2 separate regions of the Homo sapiens genome follow, and region 2 is linked to region 1. Evidence: chromatin contacts called from ENCODE Hi-C data. All regions are on one chromosome and are shown on one strand. The core of a region is the stretch at or near the end of the contact, and the rest is flanking DNA. Distances in the headings are between cores, read along the strand shown.

Region 1 (3,226 bases), core at 279-2,778:
CTAGGTGGGATGAGTGCGGTAGGGAAGAGCACTCTGTCTGTTCCTGATGACCCCAAACAGACTGCCTTTGAAGGGGGCTATCCTGAAGTCTCTGTCGAATGAAAAGTAGTGACAGTCCAAAAGCCCTTCGCCACCCAGCGCCTAGCTGTGGAGGAAACCCAGCTCTCCCCCAAAAACCGAAAATTGGAAGTAAATGAAGATATCGGGAGAAAGCTTCCTCTTCCTTTAGCAAAGATAGTGATACAGACATTCAGAGAGGTTCAGCTCTGAAATCATAAGGCCAGGATTTGAAGCTGAGTTCACTGGCACCATGGGCATGCTCTAACCACTGGGCCACCTTGCCTCTAAGCTAGTCTTGCTATAGAAGGACAGGAGTATGTTTTCACCCTTCCCACCAACCCCACAGGACGCTTAGAAGCAGAGCGTATGGCTTTAATGGTGGAAAATACTTTAAAAAGTACAAATCTGTTACAAAACTACAAAAAGAGGCCCATGTCTTCAGTGTTTCTGAGCCAGAGCTATGCAGACAGGGCACAGGGGGTAGCATGCTAACCAGCACAGAGTCAAGGTAATGGGCCACACACCTGAACATGGCCACTTGGATTGTAACTCTAGCTCTGTCACATGCTAGCCTGAGTGACCCCGGGCAAGTGATTCAACACCCCTGTGCCTCCATTTTCCCACCTGTCATATGATATTAATAATAGTACCTCCTCACAGGGTTGTCTATGAGAAGTAAATAATCTAACATTTTTAAAGCAGTTACCATGTGCCCGGGACATGGTAAACATTAAACAACGGTTCGTTAAATCAAAATAAATACATACCTCTGTCCCTTTGTAGCCAGACTAGTCTAGAGGCACTGTTGCCAAATGGTTAGTGTGTGCCCATGGAACCAGCTGAACTCGGCTTCAAATCCTGGTCTCATGATTTCAGAGCTGAGCCTCTATGAAACTCAGTTTGACCATCTCTACCATGAGAACAATAACAGTCCCTTACCCACAGGCTGTTGAGAGTTTTAAATGAGATATCTCCAAAGTCCAGAACACAGTGCCTTGCCACGGCAGAGTGAGTAAGCACCCAATTAAGGCAGAGTGTTAATCATCTGAGTCTGCTTCCCATTTTTTTTTTTTTTTTGCCTCTTCTGGGTTAAGTTAACCCACGATATATAGTTTTGGAAGTCTTGCAGCAGTAAAGGGAACAATTTCATCATTTTGCCAATGAAATTCCTAAACATTTTATTCAAGAGCCAGAAAAGGCAAACATTTTTGGTCATTTCTAAATCAATGAAGCATGGACAATCAGTTTCCCCACTCAGCAAACCTGACTCCCAAAGCTATAGAAGTCACTTTGCAGGACAAAATTGAAGGAATGAGTATTTTACTGCAAACAAAAGCCATCTTTGTTTGCGGCCCAGCTTTGGGAGAAAAGAAATACCTCAACCCAGGAGCTTGGAAAATTCTTGAAAGTTATCTTTTTATTCCAGCAAATCCAACGTAATTGGCAAGATTCCTGACCATGCAAACCTGAGTCAGAATGAGTCGCCTTTACCCACCCATCTCCCCACAGCACCCAGAACCCAGCAGAGTACACTGGGCATCAATACATATTGGTTGTCGATTCCTCCATGGGAGCCCCAAATTCCATTTCTACAATGTCTGCTACATTGCCAAAACAATCCAAAAGCAGCACTAAAGAACATTTTGAAAATGGGGAAAAAAGCATCCATCACTCACCACTCTAACACAACTCTTAGTTTTGTGTGGAAAGTTCTCTTCCAGTCTTTATCCATGTGCAGACATATTTTTATAGCACTGTAGTCATAGGGAAAAACTGCAGCAGCTTCAGCCAAGAATCAGATACCATACAGCTCATGTCACTAAACTTTCCAAGTGAGAGCTTTTTCTTCTCTCATTCACTCTATTCATTCATTAATTCAGTCATTCAACAAACATAGATTTAACCATGGCTCTGGTGCTACGGCCCTGGGGAGTACAGAGATGACTAAGGCACAATCCCAGTTCTCAAGATGCTTCCAGTTTAATGGGGGAAACAGAGAAGACAGCAGGAAATTATAACACACTGGGATAAACATGAATGCTGTGAAAGCACAGAAGAGGAGCATTTAAAGTGGGCAGGAAAGGGTGTGGAGGATGGGGAGGCAGAGAATATATATATATATGCTTTCTTCTTTCTTCAGAAGAAAGCAAGGTGTCATCAGGTGGCCAAAAATAGTACTGTGTGACTGCATGGGCAAGTGGTAGTGGATGCAGTGAGAAAGGAAGGACAGGGCCAAATCATTAAGATCAAAGGTTTCTGTTTCATTCTGAAGACTGAGGGGAAGCTCTGGAAGGACTTTAAGCAGAGTAGTAGCACTGTCAGATGTGCATTTTAGAAAGATTGTCCCAGCAACAGAATGGAAGGTAGATTGTAGGGCATGAGATAGGTAACAGGGGACCCATTTATCAGCTTGTCACAATAATTCATCAAGATAAGGAAGGTCTAAACGAATGAGATGGCTTCTCCACATACAAATTGTGTCACGTTAGTGAGTGACTTAACCTGTCTGTGCCTCAGCTTCCTCCTCTGTAAAGCAAAAATAACAAGAGTATTGCCCTTGCAGGGCTGCTGGCAGGATTAAATGAAACACTGCATGCAAAGCACCTGGCACAGTGGCTGGTACCTAGAAGACACTCGATACATATCACTTCCCCTTTCCCCTCATCCTTTTTCCTCCACTTCACCCTTTCTTAAAGGCTGGCATGGTATGGAGCATGGAAGTGGCCAAAGCAGACTCTAACCCAGACAGTCTGACTCCAGAGGGCAGTGGAGAAAGTTTGCAAGTGCTATTGTCAGGACAGTTACTTAGAAGGATTGTTTAGCTGAGTTGAGGGCCCCGCTGAGGTTGGAAACTATGACTTTCTGGTGGGACTAACCAACAAAGTGATGGGATTTTCTCCAGCAATGTTCCTCCATCTGGGCATAAGCACAGAGGAGGAAACTGTCAGTTAAATTTATCCAGACTTAGGATTTTGCCTCATGGATGCAGCAGAAAGACACAGGGCAAGGGAATTGGGGATATACGCAAGATTCTGAAAGCAAACAGACCTGACTTCAAATCTCATCTCTGCTGTGGGACTTTGGGTAAGTCACTCAACCTCTCTGAGCCTCAGTCACCTCATTAAAAGGAAAACCACAATAGTATCTTCCTCATAAAGTTATTGTG
Region 2 (3,488 bases), core at 34-2,533, 930 kb after region 1:
GTAGGCAAAAAAGAACCCTCATATGTTGCTGGTGGGAATGCCAAATGGTGCATATACTTTGGAAAACAGTTTGCCAATTCAAAAAATGTTAAACATAGAGTTATTATATGACCCAGCAATTCCCTGGGTATATGCCAAAGAGAAATAAAAACAATATGTCCATATAAAAACTTTTACACAAAAGTAATAAAAGCAGTATTCATAATAGCCCAAGGTGGAAACAACCTAAATTTCCATCAACTGATCATGTGGTATACCCAAAAAAGTGGAATATTATTTGGCCACAAAAGAAATGAAGTACTGGTACAGGCTAGAACGTGCATGAACCTTGAAAACGGTTTGTTTTTCAAACAAAGTGTGTTTGGTTTTTTGTTCTTGCGATAGTTTACTGAGAATGATGATTTCCAATTTCATCCATGTCCTTCTTTCATTCAAACAAAGAAGCCACTCGCAAAAGATCACATGTTGTATGATTCCATTTATATGAAATGTTCAGAATAGGAAAATCCATAGAGAAAGTAAATTAGTGGTGGCCTGGGGCTAGGAGGAGGAGAGAAATGGGGAGTGACTTTTAAACAAGAATGGAATTTCTTTGTGGGAATAATGAAAATGTTGCACAAGCTTGTGAATATACTTTAAAAAAACCCTAAATTATATACTTTTGTGGTAGATAAATTATATCTCAATAAAACTATTATTAAAAAACATTTCTCATTTAATATAAGTCATTTTTAGCCCTTAACACCTCAGTTCTCACGTTGGGAATCCAGAACAGGGCCCTGAGTGAATGATGCCCAGGACAGAGAGGGACTTCTTAAGGAAAAGGAATACATCTAAAGTATGGGGAAACAATGTCTCTGTACAAAGGTGTAGAGGGAAGTAGGGAGTCTCTCTTGGGAGGAAAGGCAGTGAAGGCACTTAAGGGGAATAGGAGAAGGAGACAAAATTCACCTGCTTTGAATTTTGCAGGGAGCCAGCCTGGATCACCTTTTATATTCTGGGCTGGAATCACAGCTGATGAATGTTTTGGCATTTAGAACTGTCCTGGAGAAAGGGCGATTGGTGGTTATTAGACAGAATGGAACAAGGAAGAACACAGAGGCAAAATCTGAGAGTTTGTGTCTGACTTTGAAAGGTAAAAGAAGGCAGTAGTCTGTGGAGGACGTATTTATCCAGAGGACTCTATTTGTTTGTTAATCTCTGGGTCATTGCATTTAGGTCAGCACTAACTCTGCTACAGGTGGGATCAATTTAAAGGATTAGAAGTGTCACTCTAAATCCTAATCCAAGTCTTGGTCTGCGGATGCTGAAGAGTGATTTTCAAAACATTTACTAACGCTTTCAATTATTTACCCCATTAATGGAATTTGTCAACAGACTGGAGTCCTTGACAGGATTGTGAATGCATAGAGGATGCAAAGAAATGGACACACTGAGGTAGCTATGCCAGTGGTCTGCATGCGCAGGCAGTAAACTGAAGACATTTGAGCGGTGAATTACTTGGTGAGTAGTTGACAGCTCTTGTTTATAAGAAAGATTGTAATGGGGGGAAAAAAGACACAGCCCACCTGGGAGCTGAGACGCTGATTGAGATACATTAGTTTTACTGCAATATGTAGTAAAAAAAAAAATTTAAAGAATGAAGGAAAGAAGGAAAGAAGGGTTAAAGAGAGCCTTCGAGATACTTTAAGTCAAGATTTGAGCTCAAAGGCTCTCATCCAAGCTTTCGTTTAGTTTCTCTCATGATTCTTTTTTTATTGCTTCCTGATGTTGTCTTATACAAGCTGTTAACTTGATTCAGGCTGTAATTAGAAAGACAAATCAATCTTTCATAGAAGTCCTCGGCTTGACAAGCTGGTATGAGGAGCCATTTCCCTCAGAGCTATTTGTCATAGTCTTTCTTTGTACATGTTTAACGAACGGTGGTTTTCTGTGTGAAGCCAGGCTTCCCATCAGATTGTAAAAACTACCTGAAATGAAATTATGCATCCCTATGCTCTAGCCGCTTTCCATGGAAGTCTGATCCCATGCAGGTGTTCACACCTGAGTAACCTAGGCAATGGCCCCAGAACAACTGTGGGCCAGTAGTATTCTATTTCCAAAATTTCATACCTTCAAACTTTGTTTTAGTTATATCCACATTTCCCATTAACCCCAGGAAAGACTTTAGTGAGCTAATTTTTTTCCTTAAACCAAAATCAGCAGGTGGAGGTTTAGGGCATCCTCCCCCTATCTTGCCCCTTTCTTTCCCTCCCTCCCTCCCTTCCTTCCTTCCTTCCTTCCTTCCTTCCTTCCTTCCTTCCTTCCTTCCTTCCTTCCTTCCTTCTTCTCTCCCTTCATTCCTCCCTCCCCTTCTTTCCTTCCTTCTTTCTCTTCTTCCCTCCTTCCCTCTCCCTTCCTCCCCCTTCCTCTTTTCCTTCCTTCTCTCTTCCTCCCTTCCTTCCTTCCTTCCCTTCTTTTTTTCTTTTTTCTTTTTTAAAGAATAAGTTTCCTTCTGTAAAATCTTGAGTTGGGGGATCAAGACTAAATCCTACAGCAACATAAAACTTTCTGGTTGTCCAGGGAGTCCTAACAGAGTTAGAAATATCACCAAATGCATCACATCGGTACCAGAAAAAATGTAAGGGCAGACCTTCAGCTTGGGAAATGTTTATCTTGCAGTTAACAAAGGGAAAAGAGCAACAAAAACTGAGAGTGAATGCCAAGGGACACTTTGTGGCATGTGGCCTGAGGAGGGACCCGTGTTGTATGAATTTTAGAAATGGTATAAAAAATCTAACTTTTTAGAATTTGGGGTGGGCATTGTGCTTAGGAGTTACCTGGATTATAACACAAAAATGCCAGCCTTACACCTAGAATGGACAGTTAATCACTTTGATCTGAGGGGCACCAAAAGTTTCTTCATTTTTTTGCTCAAAAAGTAGTCCATCCTCCTTTGCCTACCTGCAACTGATGCTTGAAATAGACATTATATTATTAGAGATTAATTATTTTGGCATAAACTTCTCCCCAGCCCTTAAGAGAGAACAAACACCACTGGTTGGGGAGGAATACAGGAAAGTGTCAAATATTATCATTCATTTACATATTAGTGCAAATCATTTAAAGAGTTTCTTTCTTTAGAGTTGTTTTCTCTCCATTAACGAGAGGGCAGAGAGAGCTGTGCTAGAAGTCTGAAGACAAACTTTACCCCTTGATAATTTTGCCAAAGGTGGGTCTTGATTAAGGCCTAAAATAGAGCATTTTAAATAACATGGTAATACAAAACATTTTATTTGTGCTCCATATCTCCTCTTCAGTATTAATTCAACATATATTTTTTGCGCACCTACTATGTGTCAGGCACTGCGAAGGGCACTGGAGATTTAATGTTAAGCAAAAGCAAGCAGGGAACTTACTAACTTGGTTTTCTCCCTCCTGAGGTACATGCTTGCTTTTCTTGTTTAGATTTCTTGGCCAGGCCCTTATACTCTCCCATTTTTTTTTTG

What was found. A loop is a pair of places that touch in the nucleus more often than their neighbours do. Pooled maps may share reads with other maps.
Region 2: a map of IMR-90 shows a loop between it and region 1 (5-fold over the local background). The contact joins the promoter of GUCY2F here to the enhancer-like site in region 1. A Hi-C loop is called at or near these places in 4 of 168 maps with a recorded cell type or tissue (HCT116, IMR-90, PC-9 and 1 more), 4 of 37 single-sample maps with no recorded cell type and 17 of 50 pooled maps.

The regions. Positions count from the first base shown.
Region 1 is chrX:110,413,918-110,417,143 of GRCh38, reverse strand. The region is part of intron 1 of RTL9 (retrotransposon Gag like 9); the gene reads right to left. It also overlaps a transcript of AMMECR1 not described here. Among named protein-coding and RNA genes, the nearest start is that of RTL9, 57 kb to the right of the region's middle. Within about 2 kb of position 1,528, at least 2 of the 41 ENCODE cell types and tissues checked have a DNase peak (open chromatin) inside an H3K27ac peak, as active enhancers do; they include IMR-90, where a contact is called at or near this core.
Region 2 is chrX:109,479,881-109,483,368 of GRCh38, reverse strand. It overlaps GUCY2F (guanylate cyclase 2F, retinal), which reads left to right and starts at 1,283. Exons shown (of 20, transcript NM_001522.3): 1 at 1,283-1,503.